Linked DNA regions of Homo sapiens: region 1 is linked to region 2. A link is an interaction called in ENCODE POLR2A ChIA-PET data of the cell type or tissue named here. Cell type or tissue: Panc1. All regions are shown on one strand. Each heading gives the region's core, and the rest is flanking DNA. Links, peaks and the distances in the headings are about the cores only.

The links. ChIA-PET counts read pairs that join two places held together with the same protein. Peaks named below come from ENCODE experiments on the same cell type or tissue, not always from the same donor. Only the 100,000 strongest peaks of a DNase experiment are listed, where the experiment ranks them.
Region 1: POLR2A ChIA-PET joins it to region 2 with 5 read pairs; 4 of 35 experiments call an interaction of 5 or more read pairs at or near these places.

Annotation. Positions count from the first base shown.
Region 1 is chr11:35,253,210-35,264,735 of GRCh38, reverse strand. It overlaps SLC1A2 (solute carrier family 1 member 2), which reads left to right. Exons shown (of 11, transcript NM_004171.4): 11 at 3,771-11,526. The coding sequence ends at 3,842. Among named protein-coding and RNA genes, the nearest start is that of SLC1A2-AS1, 23 kb to the left of the region's middle. In Panc1, for the core only: no CTCF peak of the experiment used is centred there; DNase peaks (open chromatin) are centred at 4,023 and 4,252; H3K4me3 peaks cover 319 bases; H3K27ac peaks cover 510 bases.
Region 2 is chr11:35,329,195-35,337,194 of GRCh38, reverse strand. The region is part of intron 1 of SLC1A2 (solute carrier family 1 member 2); the gene reads left to right. Among named protein-coding and RNA genes, the nearest start is that of SLC1A2-AS1, 51 kb to the right of the region's middle. RefSeq lists an enhancer at 6,250-6,809. In Panc1, for the core only: no CTCF peak of the experiment used is centred there; no DNase peak of the experiment used is centred there; H3K27ac peaks cover 2,900 bases.

The DNA of each region.
Region 1 (11,526 bases), core at 1-8,000, 72 kb after region 2:
TGGGTAAACAATTTCAAGTAAAGAACAGCTATCCTTCAGGACAATTATCCAGAAATGTCTTTTTAAAAACACTACATCTCAGACAATGCCTGGCTGTGCCATCTTTCTGCAGCATGGATGTTCTGGGCTCTCCTCCAAGCTGTTGGGTGCTAATTCTTCAAGCTTGATGGGCTCTGTCTAGCCTTCATTGTAACTAATTTGACATTGTCAAAGTCAGAGTGTCATGACCAGAGTAAAGCAAACTTGGAGAAACCCTGGCAGGTGAGCAGAATCAACTCTGGGGGTTGGTTTCTAAAATGATTCCACACAGCAGCTGAGGACAAGCTGAACCCAGCCAGAGATCTCTGGTAGCTTTTTGACTTCTGTTGACAAGGTCACATTTAATCACTAATTTCTTCCTATATTACTTCTGGGTCATTACAAATACATACTGTGGCTCTTGCTGGGCAACTAAGGGTGTCATAGAAACAATTCTCTTTACTGGATTGTAACATAGGTCCAGAATTCTAGTGGACTAGCACAGGCTTTTTCTTGTCCTCTCTTTGTAAGATACATACATGGGTGAACAAGGACTCTGAAACAAATTAGGGAGGGAAACCACCCATCAAGAGGCAATTGCACAAGTTTATTAATTGACTCAGTGAAAATGATTCAAATTATTAGAAATTCAGATGTACCTAGAGGACATGATGCATTCTCATGGAAAGCTGGTGTTTCCCACATCTGAGTGAATGTGCTGGATTATTCCCCATCAAAATGTTAGTTTGAATCAACAAGGGTCAATAATCTTGTGAATGGCTTTATGTTCTAGTATATTTAAGTACTTATTGTGTGCCTTGTAAGATTCAGTTGAGTGCGCCTGTCTCATTCCTGTGAGATCCTATATTTTGATTATTCATCCAGTATTTATTGAATGCCTATTATCTATAAAGCCATAAATTAGGCACTGGAGGACAGCAAAAAGAATGTATAATGTTGTAATGATGATAAGACTTGAACTCAAATTATTGCCATATGAGGAAAAATTATGTAAAACAAAAAAATCACAATTTTTTAAACATTTCATAATTATATTTGAGAAGAATCCTAGTGGTTAACTGCGTATGGCCCTTTTGGAATTTCTCAAGAGGCCTCTTAATATTTTGTAGGACACTTTTTGAAAAAGAAGGTGTGGGCGTGGAGATGTCTTTAGATTTCAGACTTCCTGGATTTGTTTTTGAAGGACATCAAGCACCTGAGGATAAATTTGCTTCTTTTTCTTTTTTTTAAGACGGAGTTTCACTCTTGTTGCCCAGGCTGGAGTGCAATGGCGTGCTCTCGGCTCACCACAACCTCCGCCTCCCAGGTTCAAGCAATTCTCCTGCCTCAGCCTCTCGAGTAGCTGGGATTACAGTCATGTGCCACCATGCCCAGCTAATTTTTTTGTATTTTTAGTAGAGATGGGGTTTCTCCATGTTGGTCAGGCTTGTCAGTAACTCCTTACCTCAGGTGATCCACCTGCCTCGGCCTCCCAAGGTGCTGGGATTACAGGCGTGAGCCACTGCACCTGGCCAATTTGCTTCGTTTTTTAAAGCAAACTATTTCAAGCCCTATAAGGAAATGTGAATTATCCATATTAGTAGAAAGTAAGCTCATTAGGAGTAAGGCTTTGTCCCCAGTTATACTACTGTGACCCAGCCCTAAAATAGTGTCTGGCATGTTGTAGGGGACTCAATAAATATTTGTTGAATGGATCCTTTTAGCATCTTTAGTCCTTGCTGTGTTTTAGGTAACCTTTTTGCTGGACAGTTCCATAGAGATAGTGGCTCAGTCTCTATGTAAATGGTTAGCCAGCCAACCACCTGCAAACTCATTGGTTAATTAGCCTTTAGGTGACCAGTGGTCAAGCTGAGCAGGTCTTGAAGATGATGAAAATAGCTCTATTGGTTTATCAACTATTTCAGTTGTTTACATTTTTAATGAAATTGTTGGGTTCAGCTTAGTGAAGGCTATTTGATCCTCAGCCTTTGCTAGGTAAAGCAAGTTGATTCTTCTCACTCTAAATCAGTTAACTGTGTTGATGCTGGTGTGGGAAGGAGGCAGCCAGAGCCATGGAGATAAATTTACACCCTTTCTGAGGATATCTGGGTCACATTTACTTATTCCTTTGAACTTCCTTATGGTTAATTCTGTCTCACTATTTCCCACTTTTTAAAAACTGAGATGGGAGATGTCAGCGCTTGCTGCCAATGCCATCCTCTTTTTCTTTTGTATTACCCAAGTGGTTGGAGCAGAGAGAAGTGGGACAGGTTGGGGAATGGAGTCCTGGCTTTCTTTAGCCCAGCCAAGAAAGGAAACGCCAAAAAAATCTGCTGTCCCAGATTCTTTTGAAACATAGGCCCCAGTATTTACAAACAAAAAAACAAAACAAAAACACTTCCCCCCAAGTGCTGTCTGGTCTTTCAAAGGCACCACACTGTGATTGATAATTTTGTACCACTATTGATGCGGTTCATCGCTGAGAGCCAAATAGGCACATTCAAGGTTATAGTGAACAGACAACTTTCTCTGGGCAGACAGTCTGTCCCTGGCAATCTTTCTTGACAGTTCACTGAAAGGGAAACAAATTTGCTGCAGCTCTGGTCAAAACTTTAACCATTTCAAGCATTGTTATGTCTTGTTGGTCTGTGTATTCAAACTCTTGCCTGGTAATAGTAGTTTGAAGTTACACAATAGTTTTCAAGTTTAATCAGAATAACTGCATGTGGAGCAGTCATTGCTAATTGCATGGTCTGTTTTTCTGAAAAAAATTGGGGGGCTAATGGGGATTGGATAAATGGTTTTTATTTTCCTTTGCTTGATTCGTTGAAGGGCACTTGGTTTTCTGTTCCTAGCATGTTGTATGTGGTCATGATGCATGCATTTCACTTCCACTTGGGTAAGAAGAAAGTCAGATTTCTTTCAAACATTACTGCGTTTGTCACGTCTCCATATTCTAATGCTTTCATAAATCCAGTCTCTCCATTATGTGGAATATCAGTCGTGGGTTTAAGTTTGCACATGACGTTGAGGACAGACAGACAGAAGGTAAGCTAGGAAAACTACTTAGAAGTGGAGGGGAAAACCTCCTATTCTGCAAAAAGGTTCAGTTCACTTTGAGCCAGGGAAGCATAATATAGATGGTCTGGTAATTTTATCTGATTATTAAATGTCTGCATTGAAGTAATTTAGATAAACATTGTCACCAATCTCAGACTTTTAATTCTCCCTACTTTTCTTTTTAATCTTTAAAGCTGGGATAGCTTATTTGGCACAGCTGAAATGTCATGATTTCTGATTTAAAAATTAGACACGTATGCCATCTACCTGGTGTCATTGCAACTGAACCTTTCACATGCATGAGTAGAACTAGATACCTAGTTCTGGATTTCTTCCTCTGTGGTTGTATGGAGTAGCACATGGGCACTGTATTTTAAGGACTGTGTTATTGTGTGATGGATCTCTGGGTAGTTAGACACCCCACAACACTAAAAACATAGTAGAAGTTATTCCCCAAATTACAAAGCAGCTTTAATACCTTGATACTCCCAAGGCAAATATGGATTTTTAAAATTCTCAGATCACTGTTGAAACCCAAGACAGGTTCAAATTCAATTTGGAAAGAACTCCATTTAAAACTAATATTTCAGTCATGTAGTATAATCTTGGATTTGGTGCTTCTCCACATAACCCACAGGGCTTTTTTCTGGTTCGTGGTCTGTAAGCTGGATGTTGATGATAATTATTTTCAGGTAACTCTGGCAGCCAATGGAAAGTCAGCCGACTGCAGTGTTGAGGAAGAACCTTGGAAACGTGAGAAATAAGGATATGAGTCTCAGCAAATTCTTGAATAAACTCCCCAGCGTATCCTATGGTAACTGATGATATAAACAAGCTTTCTTTAAAAAGGAAAAAAATGCGTATATTTCTATGTTTACTTAATCTGTTAGCCGAGGCTTAGAGGAGCTCTTGTGAGTCAGTGATGACAGGCACGGTGCTGTGTCTTTGCCAAATAATGCTTTATAACCGTCTAATTTTCTCACTTGTATTATTATTTGAATGGATGCTGCTGGAGGAATCAGTTGGAATTGAAGACACGTTCTTGCCAGCTTCCCTTTTCTCCCAAGATGCAGAAATGTGGATGCTCTTTTCCCAGGGGACATGAGTAAAGCAGTGTGGTACACTCCAGGGACTTGGGAAAATGAGCAAACACACAGCGTGTTATTCCTTAAAGTGTTCTCCATGTCTCGCCTTGTTATGCACAAGAGATTCTATTAAAAGCCTCTAGAAGTAACTCCCCTTAAAATGTCTAGTAAAGCTTGCACATGGATTGATTAAAAGCAAATACCTGTCTTAGGGAATTCTGACAATTTATCTTCCATATGCTCTTTAAGTAAAATGTTTCAAAGACAGTTTTAAAGGGAGCCATGCTCTTAAAGGCAGTTGATTAAAGAACCTGTTACATCTCTGCCTTACCCTGTGTAATCTGTGAGAACAATGGTTGAAATTTCAAAGTATGTTTCATTATTCTTTCTAAATTTGATAATTGATTAGGAAGTATTTTATATATAACCACTGTAGATATTGACAAAAGTAAGAGAGCACAGTCAACATAAAGTTTAACCAGAGTTAAATATTCAAATTTATTTATGTTCGGTTTGCCTTCACCTGGTGTAGTAAAATCAAATGAGATTATTTGGTATGTGTTTTGCTTTGTTTAACCCAAAAGATTATTTTTTGGTTCCTAAAGAAAAAGATATTTTTAATCTGTCAATTATTTCAGTCATCATCTCATCGTCCTAGAAAGCCTGGTCATTTTACTGTCCTCACACATGGAAGACACTTGTGTTGGCTGTGCCTCTTTTAATGTCATCTCTTGATGAAACAAAAATACTGGTATTTATCCAATATGTTGAAAGCGTTTTGTTATCTTCTATCAAAGCACATAAAACCAGTTATAGGACACAGTTGGAAGCAGAGCCAGTCTTCCTCCTCAGTCTTCTCAGTAGAAAGGAACAGAAAACAAACATCTGTGCAAAACCCTATAAAAGTGATATTCCTATGGCAGAGTCCAGGCAGCCTTGAACAATGACATGGCAACAAAGGATGGCTCTGTACAACTTCACAGATGGAATCTTGTTTAAGGCTGTGAAGTTTTAAGGAATAAATAATATAATTGGTGTAGCACAGTGCCTTGCATGCAGTAGGCAGCCAACAAATCCTTAATGATTGGTAATGCAAGCTAAAATTTTTAATGTCTCTACTATCCTTTTTTATTGAATAACGCACAGTATTTTCCTAAGGTTGCTGGGTTTGGGAGTAAGCTTGGGACTTGAATCATTGAGAAATAAAGCACATTTGACTCTAAGAAGTATGTAGAACCTTGTTTATAGGTGAGAATAGGCTGTATTATATGAAACCAGCGGAGGGATGCTGAGACAGTCATGGTTTATAGAATCCAAATTCTCTGAGATGAGGGTGCTTATGGACCTCAAATAGCCTTTCTTATCTGCTCCTTGTGACTTCTCTCTTTTAAATCAGATACCTTTGAAACATACAAGAGACATGAGATTCCAGTTGTTTTTGTCTCCTAAACCCTAGTGATTTTTGGATAAGGATCACTACTGAACAGTATTAGGCAACTTTTCATTTTTGCTTTTCAAATGACATTGGTCTTTATTTCCAGTAGATGGGCAGTAAACAGGGTCAGGGTGGTCAAGGGATATGATTAAGTGTAGTAGTAGAAAATGCATTCTTTTTTTTTTTTTTTTTTTAGACAGAGTCTTGCTCTGTTGCTCAGGCTGGAGTACAGTGGCACGATCTCAGCTCACTGCACTGCAATGTCCACCTCTCTAGTTCAAGCGATTCTCCTGTCTCAGCCTCCCGAGTAGCTGGGACTACAGGCACATGCCACCATGCCTGGCTAATTTTTTGTATTTTTAGTACAGATGGGTTTCATTATGTTAGCCAGGATGGTCTCGATCTCCTGACCTCATGATCCACCCGCCATGGCCTCCCAAAGTGCTGGGATTACAGGCGTGAGCCACCGTGCCCGGCCAGAAAATACATTCTTTACAGCAAATGTTATAGGTTAAGGAGACAGTTCCTGGGTTTAGCTGTGAAACTGTTTAGGATTTTCTTTAAGTGGTGTTCCCAAGAGCTTTTTTCTGGTAAGTTGGAGGCTATAGGCAAAGCGTCTAGGAGCTTGTTGTTTTTTGCTATGGAAGGCCAGCTTTGGGATCTATATACATGGGCATGTTTCTCAATGGAGTGGTCACAGGATTCTCTTCTCAGAACTCTGCCTGAAACCTTTCCGGTGTGTTTTGTCTTCAACTTTTTCCTAGCTATCCTATTAGCCTGTAAATATGTCAGCAGACAATGTGTTTGGAAGAAACAAGGTGTACAACTTCACAAAGCAAGTTTTTTCTGGTCTGAGACTTACTGTGTGCAGGAAGTCTCGTGAGAATATACTTAGAAAATCACACTTATCTGGAAATTCAATAAGTCATATTAAAAATATACAATTTCTTGAACTCAGGACTAGCCTGAAAATCCAAAATGCATGTAGAGTTGACATGTTGACATATGTCTATGTCCTCTGTTTTTATTTAAGCCTCATTTATTTCTCCCTTGCCATGCCCATTTGGGATTTTCTTTGCCCAGCATATGTGCCATAAACAGAACAAATGGATCCAGGGTATACCTCTAATAACCTTTATCTAAATAGAATACATTTAACCTGTCAATTATATGTATAGATTTATCCTAATTGGTTCAACATATATATGAATGCTTGTAATAGTCTGTTACTATTTGATAATGCATAAATGTTATATTTATATACAGTTACAGCAGGCCAGAAACATACATACACTGCATCCTGTAAGGTCTGTAAATCAGGGCTTCGGCAATGCCATTTTGCTATAGACTCATTCATGTTTTTTAGGAATCAGAATCATTTCAGGAGAAAACCAACTAAGTAGACTTTAATTCTTCTCTTTCTCATTCTTGCCCTTTGAGAAACCCAAGTGGAATCATCACTTAATTACTTACTCAAATTCAATGAATCAAATCCAATCCAATCAGTGAGAAGAATAGCTTATCTTTCAAGGTAATACTTTACCTTAGATCTTTGAGGGCATGCTTCCCATACAAAGAGCATCAGAAAATCAGGGCAATCATCTAGATCTCACAGATCTTCAACATAGGACTCTAGGTTATGAGAGCTGAACCACATAGCTATCAGTTTCAGTTTTTACTTCCTATTGAGTGTGTAGAAACACAGCCTATGGTTTTGCTGTCTGCGGAAGTTACCATACCCTGTAAAAGACAAATATTTCTTTCTCCTCTCGAACCACTAGTCAGCCTGGATATTCATGAAAGCTGAAAGAAGGGGTGCCAAAATGCCTAGCTCCTGGATTTAGACTCATGGAATATGAGAAAGGCTTAGGGAAAATTCAAGTCATGGGGAGATTCCTGCTAGGTGATGCCAGGAATCTCAATGACCTGTTGATTAGAGGGTCTCTGGTCATTTCCACTTGTGTGTGGAGAAATACATCATTTGCATATGTATCTAGTCAAGAAGCCCTTTTGGAGCAAAGTGGTTGGGAAACTCATTTACTGGGTCCACCAAAGGAAACCCAATTCTGCCATGTTTTTGCAAATACTACACGTCCCTTTGCTCTCAATAGCAAAAGTGATGTTATAGTTTTTTTTACTTTTGTCAGAATCAAGGCTTCGGCCACCTGTGCAATATTTTCCCATGGAATGCAGCAGTAAATCCAAGTAGGTATATCCGTGCTCAGAGAGAATTCTCCATAGTTCTGACTCCTGAAAAACAAGTCTCATTAGCTCTCATCTAGTTTGATGACTAAAAGTGCACAGCAGTTATACCCCAGTGGAAGTGATTTTTCTCACCTAGCTGCTCTCTAACTCTTACGGCTATCTAGTTGTCTGAGCTGCTGGTTTGTTTTACTTATTCTCCAACTGAACTCATTCCAAACCAAGAAAAAGGACCAAATGAAATTTTCAGTTATTATCATACTTGCTCCTTGAATAAGAATGCTAGAGTCTGGAGGCAGAAGAAGACTAAGTTAAAAAAAAAACAGCCTGAAGGAATTCTGGAGTGAGTTTTGTAAGTCTAATTGTCAAAGAAGATAAATGGTCTCAGTATCTGTAGTAATTTCTGGTTAAGCCTAGAGGGATCACTGAGTGCCAATCCAAGCAGGTGGCACTAGAGGCAGATTGTTCTCCTAGCATAGAGTGAGTTTCCAGCTGCTCATGACACATTTTCTTATGATTTTCCCTAAAAGAAAACCAAATTTTCTACTCCACCTCTTCCTTTCCTATCATTCCACTTATTGTTGCTGCTTTGCTAACAGCCAGCTTAGTAAGCCATCACACAAGTTAGTGTGAGGCTTGGTTTTAAAATAGATAACAGAGAATCTTGATTAAATAGTATCCAACTTTGTAGCATAACACAGCTAATTCAGGCAATGACATAGAGATGATAAGAAACAACATGGTTTGGTAGAGGGAACATTTGATTTAGACTCTGCCCATTTTTAGCTGTATGACTTACATAAGTCATTTTGTGTCCAAGCCTCATTTTCTCCCATATGAAAAGTGAAGGGGTTGGATTAAATGACTAAAATCCCCTTCCAGCCCTATGAGCCCAATGTATTATGATCTCTGCTTTGTTTCCTTCTTAAGAGGCTTCCTACTATAAAATGTGACCTATTTACATTTTAAGTTGAAGTAGCCCACAATAATGAATAATCAATTTAGATTTTTCTCATCTCCTTTGGGAGAAATTAAATTCAAGCCTCTATTCATTTGATGTTTTACAACAAGCTTCAAAGTTGGCCATGTTCATTCACAGTTTGATATTTTGAGACACCAATAAAAGTTTTTTAATAAAAGTTCCCTTGACTTAAACTCACCTTCCTAATAGAAGTAGTGATTTGGCTCACGGAAAAATGTTTCCAGAGTCAACATGAGAGGACTGGATGAACCTACAGCCTCACTCAAGCTGTTGCATCATTGCTGCTGTAGCAACAGAGCCCTCTCTGAATACCCAAAACACACAATTTTCTCCAACAATTCTAATTGCCCACCCAGTATGGGAATTTGAGAGCCTTTGGTGAATAACCTTGATCACTCTTTTGAAATTTGGTACAACACTTGCACAATCACGGCAACTGTTTGTAAATATCTTTTCTTCTCCGCCAGTATGTAGACATGCACACCCATTCACAAGTAAGCCCGCAAATTCATTTTCACATTTTCCTCTTGGTTTGTTTTTATCATGGGTATCACATTGCAGGAAGAGATGCTCTAACTTACAAGAATGGAATTTTCTGACTATCATTGCCCTCTTCAAGGCCTGATTAGTTTGTAGGGTGGATGGGATACAATGCATGGTCTACAAGGTCCATGTCACCAGCCATGATCTTTAAACAACCTCTTGCACTTTCTGGCACTGCTGCAATGGCCCATGGTGGACACCTCTGCTGTTTGTCCAAACTTCTGCTAAATAGAGTAGTGTTGGTATTTGTTGTGTTGTGAACTCCTTTGTTGTCAGAGAAGACTTCAGCTCTTCAGGTTTGCAAGGGCAAGATGTAAAGCTAGGACTGAAAGGATTGGGTTTTGTTTTTCGGCCGGCTTTTTTCCATTAGTGCAAAAAACCTGATGCAAGGGCAGCAAGATAAACACAATTTCTTCATTGACCCAGATAAGAACCTGTAGAAAAGTGAGAGATGCCCCTAAGTTCCTATTTCATTTATCCTAAATAATATCCTGAATAACTACTGATCAGTTTTTTTCTATGTCCAGCCTTGCTTCACTTTCCAACCTCCAGGCCAAATATTCATTTTGATATTTTACAAAATCCTTCTGGTTTTTACACAGGGCCCTTTTGTGCTGAGAATAAAACCAGCTATTGGAACAGACCTCACTGCTTTGTAGAGTCAGAAGTTGACCTAGAGAATGGGTAGCAACAGGTCCTCAGTTTCTCTGGAGACACCCCCAATCCTTGGGTGAGTGTTGAAACCTGACAACTGACTGTTAGCCTTGTCATCATCCTCACTGGAGATGGAGATGTTGCAGTCGGAGCCTCACTCCTTCTGGGGCACTGTTTCTTCTCATGGCAACCATTTTGCCTGCCTGGAAACAGCCTGTTGCCTTTGCTAGGGGGCAAATACACACACTAGCCAAGGAAGTTGGTCCAGCACATCTCTGAGGTTTCTCCCCCATGGACCCATGGAGCGAATTCCCTGAGATAAATGATCAGAAAGTTGGCTGTCTGGTGGTTTAATACTCCATAAGAGTTACTTCCCTTATAGAAAGTCATCCTTTGGCATCTAGATTTTTCTACAAATCACCTTAACTCCCTCCCTTTCTCTTTCTCCTGGAAAACCTCAGCATTGCATCTCCATGTTGCACAACACAGATCAGATTATCTGGTCACTATAGAGATTTGTATATAAAAAAACTACTTTTTTGAGGATTTTGTATATTGTTTTTCTATTTGTTTTCTACAGCTTGAGGAAAGAGCTGGCAAACTGTGAATCTAACTTGATCTTGTTGCCAGCAGATATATTTTGGCTTCCTGGTAAGAGTCTGTGTTACCAGGGACAATATATTGCCCTCTGATCAGTATTGCACCCTAAATCCACAAATTCCTCCAGCCCAGTCTTACATTTTTTTAAACAAATCCCCTAGCTTGTTTGCTATTATTTATAAAGAGCATTAGAAAATGTATTTATAGACCTGGATGTTATATGTTTAATATTAATTTAGCCTTTAATAATGTTATAGGTTTGTAACTATTCTTCAGAAATTATAAAGAACTCAGTGTAGACTGAATTAATCTATTTAGTATCTGTAATTTTGCAGACATATTTTCTTACAGTATTTTCTATGTAACCACACATGTAGAATTATAACTAATTAGAGCACAAGAAGTTTCTTCAGCAATTTAGAGCTACCAATTGTTTCTTGACTATATAGTCACATTTGACAAATTTAAGAACCCAGTCTTTAGTGATGCAATAAACAAAATGAACCATTAAGAACAAGGAATTGCTTAAATCCCTTAGCTGGTGAGGATATACATCTAAATAATTCATCTTTCTAACTCAAGGAATGGTGCTGATTTTTTAAATGTTTGACACCAGGCCTTGTTTTTCCAGCTGAGCATTCTCATTTTGCTTTTCTCTAAGACTATCAAAGACAAGGTATTAATAGTAGGATTATTCCTAGATCAGAATGTTTCATACATTCCTAAAGGTTTATGTGGAAATTGGCTTAGGAAAACTTTGAGTAGCAGAGACTGAGGATGAGTGCTAGAGATGAAATCAGGACAGATTTGTTGCAGTTAATTCTTGCCAAGCAAATTAGTGGTAAATGTCACATTGTTATGTGAATTGAGCACATATTTTTAAAGAAAGTTTACAAAAAATTTTTAGAACCAACTATGAGGCAATACTGTATCACTGGGGGCTGGGA
Region 2 (8,000 bases), core at 1-8,000:
TTTTCTCTGTACTCAGTGTAGACCCATTCATAAAATTCTTCATGATTCTGGCAAAACCCTCCCTGGATTTTGGTTAACCAGCAGCTCTGCAGTAGTTTAGGAGGTGGATATTTTACAACCACAACTCTTTAGCTCTTTTTTTCCCCAAATTTATTTCCAACTTTCATCACTCAGGGTCATTTACATAAATCAATGCAAATAAATATTTTTCTTGAGTTAAAAAATGTTGTGGAATCTGCTGGTCCCAAGTACTACAGAGACCTCAGTACACTGAATGGAAAATTTGGGATTTGGTTTACTGTTCTAGGCCAAGGGTCAGAAAACATTTTTCTGTAAAGGGCTAAAGAGTAAATATTTTAGGCTTCATGGGCCATATGGAAAGCCATGAGTTGCTGACCCCGGCTGTGAGTGCTTGTAATTTATAAATATAAAATTGGAGGATGGAGTATTTGAATTGGCTGCCTAGTTACTTGAGCATAGTCCTACAAACTAAAGTCTTGGATTTGGGCCAATGTAGGTTTAGCTATGTGATTCTGATGCTTACTAGGTCATTTTAGGCACATTGGTGGCCTTAGTTCCTTGTCTATAAAATGAGGATAATAATAGCACTCTATCTGTTTGTTCCTTCCTCCTACTTGCTTATAGAATTGTTGTTGTGAGGATCAAACAAAGGAAACCACTTATCTCAGAGCTAGTATGTTCCATAAATGTTGAGAGTATAATCAATACTGTTATTAATATCAAAGCCCATTGGGTGAAAGCAAGTATTCAAGAGCAAACAATTAATGAGCTGATTGGGTCACCTTCAAAGGGTTCTAGATAGAGATCATCAAGAAACCTTTTTTCCTTCTCTTTTTAATTTTAATTTTAATTTTAGTTGTGGGGTACATGTGCAGGATGTGCAGGTTTGTTACATAGGTAAACCTGTGCCATAGCGGTTTGTTGCACTTATCAACCCATCACCTAAGTATTAAGCCCAGCATGCATTAGCTATTTTTCCTAATGCTCTACCCCCACCCACCCCACCCCCTGAGAGGCCCAGTGTGTGTTGTTCCCCTCCCTGTGTCCATGTGTTCTCATTGTTCAGCTCCTACTTATAAGTGAAAACATGTGGTGTTTGGTTTTCTGTTCCTGTATTAGTTTGATGAGGATAATGGCTTCCAGCTCAATTCATGTCCCTCTGAAGGAGATGATCTTATTCCTTTTTATGGCTGCATAGTATTCCATTGTGTATTTGTACCATATAAGAAACCTTTTTTCAGCATCTTCTGTGGGAGGATGTCTGAAGAGACTGGATCAGATTTTTAACAACATTTTTTAATTTAATTTTTTAAAAATTTTATTTACTTAATTTTTTTGAGACTGGCTTATGAGACTACCTAATTTTTGTTTTTGGTAGAGACAGGGTTTCACCATGTTGCTCAGGTTGGTCTTGAACTCCTGGCCTCAAGTGATCCACCTGCCTTGGCCGCCCAAAGTGCTGGGATTGTAGATATGAGCCACTGACTTGGGTGAGACTGGATCAGATTTTGCTTGGCATTGTTGTGAAGACCCTGGTAGTAACTCATGATAGACTGTCTTCCTTTCTCCAAAAAATGAAGCCTCACATTATTCAAAGGAAAATCTCAAATTAAAAATCCTTTCCTGAGCATTTCCTTCAGCTATAGAGTTCAGCTAAATGGCATGCCCAGGGTCTGGATCATCAACACAGTCTGAGGTGATGAGTGATTACAGGCCAGAGGAGTACTGGGACCTCTGCTAATTTGTTCCCCGTGACTTCATCACAGCTGCCCTTGGTTGTGCAATTGCGGTTGCTATGGCTGAAGTTTGAAAGAACTTGGCCTGAAGCTGCCTATATGGCCAATATCTTGGGGGAAATATAGCTTTCAATAGATAGGTTTTATGGGTATTTGTGAAGAATTAGCAGCTATGAGGTTGAGGTTGGGTATGTTGATGAGACTGGAGGAGAAGTTTGCTTGAGAGTGGCAAAATACAACAATACACAACAATACACACACTTCCCCCCCATCAATGCATACACTCTTAACTACTTTGGACAATTGAAGGCTATGTCTATGATGCTGTAAATAAAGAAATATTGAAGAATGTTATTCTCATCTTAAAGTATCAGGTTCTTTCAGCTGCCATATTGTAATGAAAAGGGGTTGGGTTTGGATGAAGACAGACCAAGGTGTGATTCCCAGCTGTCTACTCCTAGCTACCCGACAATGGAAAAGTTACTTAACTTTGCTTTCTCATCTGTAAAATGACTAACAGTCACTTCTCATATTGTACAAAATGTCTGTCTTAAGGGATGTTGCAAAACAAAACAAAACAAAACAAAACAAAACAAAACAAAACAAAACAAAACAAAACAAAATTGCTCTCCAGCCAGACTCTACAAGCTGTGAGTCCAACTCACCAAATCTTCACATCCTGCCCCCCAAAGTAGACTGGTAAAGAAAAGGCTGAAGTCATGTCTCAGCATTTGAGCATTGCTCTCTAGTCATTGCTCTAGAGAGTTCTAATCTTGGGGCTACTGATAATAAGGGGCCATGCAGAGAAGATAGTGAAGCCCTCCTCCACCCGCTGTAACCTGCTAGTCAGTCATCAATGATTCTTAAAGCACTGCCTCTGCCTGCTCTCAGGAAGGTGAGATGACGCATCACTTGCTTTTGTTTTCACACCTGTCCCCTGGGAACCTTTGCTCAAAGTTGTAAATTATGTGACATCTTTAGTAACAACAACGTGATTCGCTCTGTTAAATCACTCCCTACCTGCTTGTAGCCTGGTGAATAAATTTTCATTCCTTTTTTGAAGATTTTACTTAAGCATATGAAGAAAGCTCCCATCTGTACAATGATGGAACCAAAAGGGACAGGGGCTGCTAACTTAATGAGAGCCAGGCAGGTATGCACATGAAATCAGGAAACAGTTTGCTTTCCTCTTAACACTCTCTTCAGAAAGACAGCAATGGAAGCCTGATGATAAATAGTAATTGACACTTCGCATTGGTGTCAAGGAGACAATAAGGGATGGTGGGGACTGTGGCAGACTGGAAAATCCATGCCTATCTAAGGGACAATCACTTCTTAGTTCTATCTGATTGTTGCCACTCAGGGATCTAGGTTTCATAATTATAAGTGGACAAAACCCTTTAGTAACTTTCAATAATAATACTGAAACAAAGTGCATTGAAGTTTACTTAAGAAAAACTTAAATGAGCAGTGGCTTGCACCTGTAATCCCAGCACTTTTGGAGGCCAAGGCAGGTAGATTACTTGAGGCCAGGAGTTCAAGATCAGCCTGGCCAACATGGCAAAACCCCGTCTCTACTAAAAATACAAAAAAAAAAAAAAAAAAAAAAATTAGCTGGCATGGTGGTGCATGCCTGTCATCCCAGCTACTCGGGAGGCTGAGGCATGAGAATTGCTTGAACCTGGGAGGCAGAGGTTATAGTGAGCTGAGATCGTGCCTCTGCACTCCAGCTTGGGCAACAGAGCAAGACACTGTCTCAAGGGGAAAAAAAAAGAGAAAGAAAAACTTACATGATTAACAATATCTTACTATAAATTAAAGGGTTTTAGAATAAATTTCCAACTCTTCGTCATTAACATTGTTAAAGTTACTGCTTATTTAGCTTAGCAATAAAGAAAAGGAATCCTTATCTTAAGGTGAATAAATTCTGTGACATCTGTTAATTTTGGTATAACAATATAGGTAAAAGTTATGTTTTCTTTTTGTTTCTGTTTATGGTTTTTGCTTTTTTTTTTTTTCCTGAGGCAGAGTCTCATTCTGTCACCCAGGCTGGACAGCAGTGGTGCCATCTTAGCTCACTGCTGCCTCCGCCTCCCAGGTTCAAGTGATTCTCCTGCGTCAGCCTCCCCAGTAGCTGGGATTACAGGCATGCACCACCACACCTGGCTAATTTTAGTATTTTTTTTTAGTAGAGATGGGGTTTCACCATTTTGGCAAGGCTGGTCTCAAACTCCTGACCTCAGATGATCCACCCACCTTGGCCTCCCAAATTGCTGGGATTACAGGTGTGAGCCACTGTGCCCCCTCACTGCACCCTGCCAAAGGTTATGTTTTTTGAGTAGCTGCGAAAGAGACCTGTTCGGAGAGTGAATACTTGATCAGCTGTGTGCGGATGGGGAATGAGACCACTCCAGGGAGCCAACCTGAGGAACAGTTGGCAGTTGTTTGAAGATCCACCAGGTTTAGCTCAGTGGGCTAAGGAAGTTAAGAGCGAGAACTGAAGTAAAAGAGAAAGAGGAGAGAGACTCTGAAGAGTATGGGGAGGAAGAACAAATTTGCTTATAATGAAATTGTATTGCATGTTCTCTAGGTAGCGTGTGCTGCAGACTTCTTCCCTTTCTCCCCATAAAATACAAAAACAATTTCTGCCCTAAGGAACTGTGGAGTCGAATCTGCTCTCAGATAAAGGACAATGGGCTGAGTGTGTGTTCAGGGCAGATGGGGAGAGGGAGGATGGAGGAAGAAAGCATGATTGTCCATGGCAAAAAAACCCTGCCATTTCTGTGTTAACTCAAAGCCCTAGAATATATTTGAGTCCAGAGATCTCATCTGGACTTATCTGTAAGTCTTATTTGACCCCTCTGTCTTAATTTTGTCATATACATAATTCAATCTACCAGCTTTTGCTGAACACCTATTAGGTGCCTGGCATTGTACATGTCATTATATAGAGGATTCAAATAAAAACAGGACATGTTCCTTGCTTTGATGTCATAATTTAAGAGTCAACCTGATAAGTCACTCGGCGAGAAACTATCCTCAGCATAAATTTGAGACTTTACGAGTTGAGCAGGAACAAGCCTTTCTTCCAAGGCACTTGGGATGAAGGCTTTTCACCTCAGTTGCTAAGGAATTAAGTGGTGTTGATGACCCGGTAGCCAACATACCACATCATCACCACTTCCAGGCTGTTGAGGAGACGTGGTGCTGCTGGAATGACTTCAGGAAGTGCATAAAAATTCAAGTCATGATCACTTGTGGTAATTAGAAGCCCTAGTTGCTTTTGGCAAGGTCACTAAACATTAGTTGGAGCTTCTGGTGGACTTCAGGTTTCCTGATCCTTTCCTTGTGCTTTGTTTAGGCTTCTGTCCAAAGCCATCTCCATGGGAGATGCTTAAGCTGATAAGGTCCTGCCACTCGCTGTCAGAGGCACCTCCCAGTCCCTGCAGACTTGGGTCCCCTTAGTACCTCCAAATCACTAGTCTCTCAAAAATTCTTATTAAACACCTAACATGGACAGGGCCCAGGGATAGATGTATGGCCCTTCCTTCACAGAGTCTAAGGCCTAGTGGGAGAGGCAAACCATATGAATGTGATGAATTGTGCAACGTTAAGATCTCAGAGGCATGAAAAGTAGATTGGGGGCTCAGGAAAAGATTATTCGAAGAGACAACATCAAAGAGTCACTTAAGATTTCAGGTTCGAATGTGCGAAGTAAAATATTCCCCAAACACCACGAACTGCATCTGTGTATGGAAAAGGTGGGAAGAGAATGGATCGTGCAAGAGGATGTATTGCACTTGTGGACTGTGCCATATCAGCACAAAGCCCTGTGAACCAGCCTGTCTCCACAAGCTACCAGAGTGATAAATATACATTCTTCTCTTAAGAAGAAATTCTCCTGGTGAGAACATTACCCTTCAGGGGTGACTGGATGGCTCAGTTTATCACTTGTAAATTTAGCAGATCAAACTAGTTGAGAAGCAGTTGGGCAGTCAGTAAACTGACTGGACTGCTGGGATCAACAGGGACTGGATGTTTAGTTCACTTTCAATAGCCACAAATTTAGCAGCTCATTAGAAGGAACCAAAGTAAAGAACTGCACAAGTCCTCTGGGAGGCCTTGAAAGGCTTCCATGGGCGATGGAAGCCATTTAGAGGCATGGTGTTGCTGAGCCTTTTAAACACGTGATTAGCTAAAGAGAGAAAGATGTTACTTTGGTCTGCATTTCTCTAGGGCAGGAGGAAGTGAGGAAGGGAGGAGCAGAACACTTCAGCCTACATCTCAGGAAGGGAGGCTGAGAAGCAGTGTCTGGCTGAGCATGCTGCTTCTCTGAGCAGATTTCTAGAAGCAGCAGAGGTGTGGGTGTGGACAGGAAACTCTCTATGTCTATCACCTTCTGCTGAGGCTTTTTGTAAACAACAAATGAGATAGTGTAGCATAAGGTCTGGTACTACCTTAGTTTCCCATTGTTGCAGTAACAAATGATCACAAATCAAGAGGCTTAAGACAAGACAACTTATTATCATATAGTTCTGGAGGCCAGAAATCTGAGTTGGGTCTCACTGGGCTAAAATCAAGGTGTCAGCAGGGCTGCATTCTTTTCTGGAGGCTCGGAGGAGGAGTCTGTTTCCTTGCCTTTGCCAGTTTCTAGAAGCTTCTCACATGCCTTGGCTCCTGGCCCTTTCCTTTATCTTTAGAGCCAGCAACATTGGGCTGTGTCTTTGTCATGCTGCCATCCTTCAGTTCTTTCTTTTCTGTTTCCCTTTTTCATGCATAAGAACCCCTGTGATTCCACTGGTCCCACCTGGAGAATTCAGGCGCATCTCCCTATCTTGAGGTCAGCTGATTAGCAACCTTCTTTGCAACTGCAGCCTTAGAGCCCCTTTGCCATGTAATCTGACACATCCACAGGTTCTGGGGATTAGGACATGGACATTTGTTGGGGCATTACTCTACCTATCACTGGTACAGAATAAAAAGTCAATAAATGGTTCTATTCATTACCAGTACTCCCTACCACCTTCTTTCTCTACTGTGAAATTACCTATGCCCTTCAGTTTTTCAAAGGCAGGGCAGAAGCCTCAGCTCTGGTAGAATCTGACGTGCTGGAGGTTGAAAGTGAGAAAGGCAGTCTTTGATGGGCTTAGGGGAGTGGGGAAGTGACCAGCCCTTACCTGGAAGGTTGTGTGCAGGTCTGGGAGGCACAGGCAAGTAAGTAGCTTGAGGTGCTTTAACCAGGATAGTGACAAACTTGGGAGAAGAGAAAACCCTGAGCAGAAACTTCATATGCCTCAAAGGTTGGTAGATGGAGAAGGGATTCAGCTTCATTTTCTGTAAGTGTCGTGATTAAGTGTGTGCACCTTGTTCAGGCCAAGCTGGGTTGCCATCCCAGCTCATCTACTCACCAACTGCCTGACTTGGAGCAAATGTGCTCCTCTCTCTGACCTCCAGTTTTTCATCTATAAAGAAGGACTAATAATAGTAGCTATCTTGTGAGAGTGTTGTGGGAAGTCAATGAAATAATGCATGTAAAGCATCCAGTACATTGTCTGATGGCAACTGTTATTATTAGGTAGCTCCACAGGATAGAAAAATAACCTGTGGGTAAAAGCTGCAGGGAAACAGATATAGGCTCACCATAAAGGAAGGGCTTCTTAATAGTCAAAGCTATCCAACGGCGGGATGGTTAGAGTAGAAGTGATAAGCTGCCCTGCACTGCAACTGTTCAGGCATTGACCAGACATTGGTATGTGGATTAGCTGCAACAGTGTCATCTGGGTGCTTTTGCAAAAGCCCAGAGGTCTAGGCCCCATCCAGATGTGATGAATTGGAATATTCAGGGATGGGGCTTGGAGATCTGTTTTGTGCTTTGTTTTGTTTGTTTTTATTTAATATGCTGTTTTTTAAAGAGTAGTTTTAGTTTTACAGGAAAATTGAGTGGAAAGTACAGAGAGTTCCCATATACCCCTGCTCACATTCAGGTGCAGCCTCCCCAACTGTCAACATCACCCACCAGAGTGGTACATTTATCACAAGCGATGAACTTACATTGATACCTCATTATCATGCAGAGTGCTTAGTTTACATTAGGGTTGGCTCTTGGTGTTGTACATTCATGGGTTTGGACAAATGTATGATGATGTGTATTTACCATTATAGTAACATACAAAGTATTTTCATTGCCTTAAAAAATCCTCCGTGCTTCACCTATTCAGCACCATGCCCCTCCATAGTTTTGCC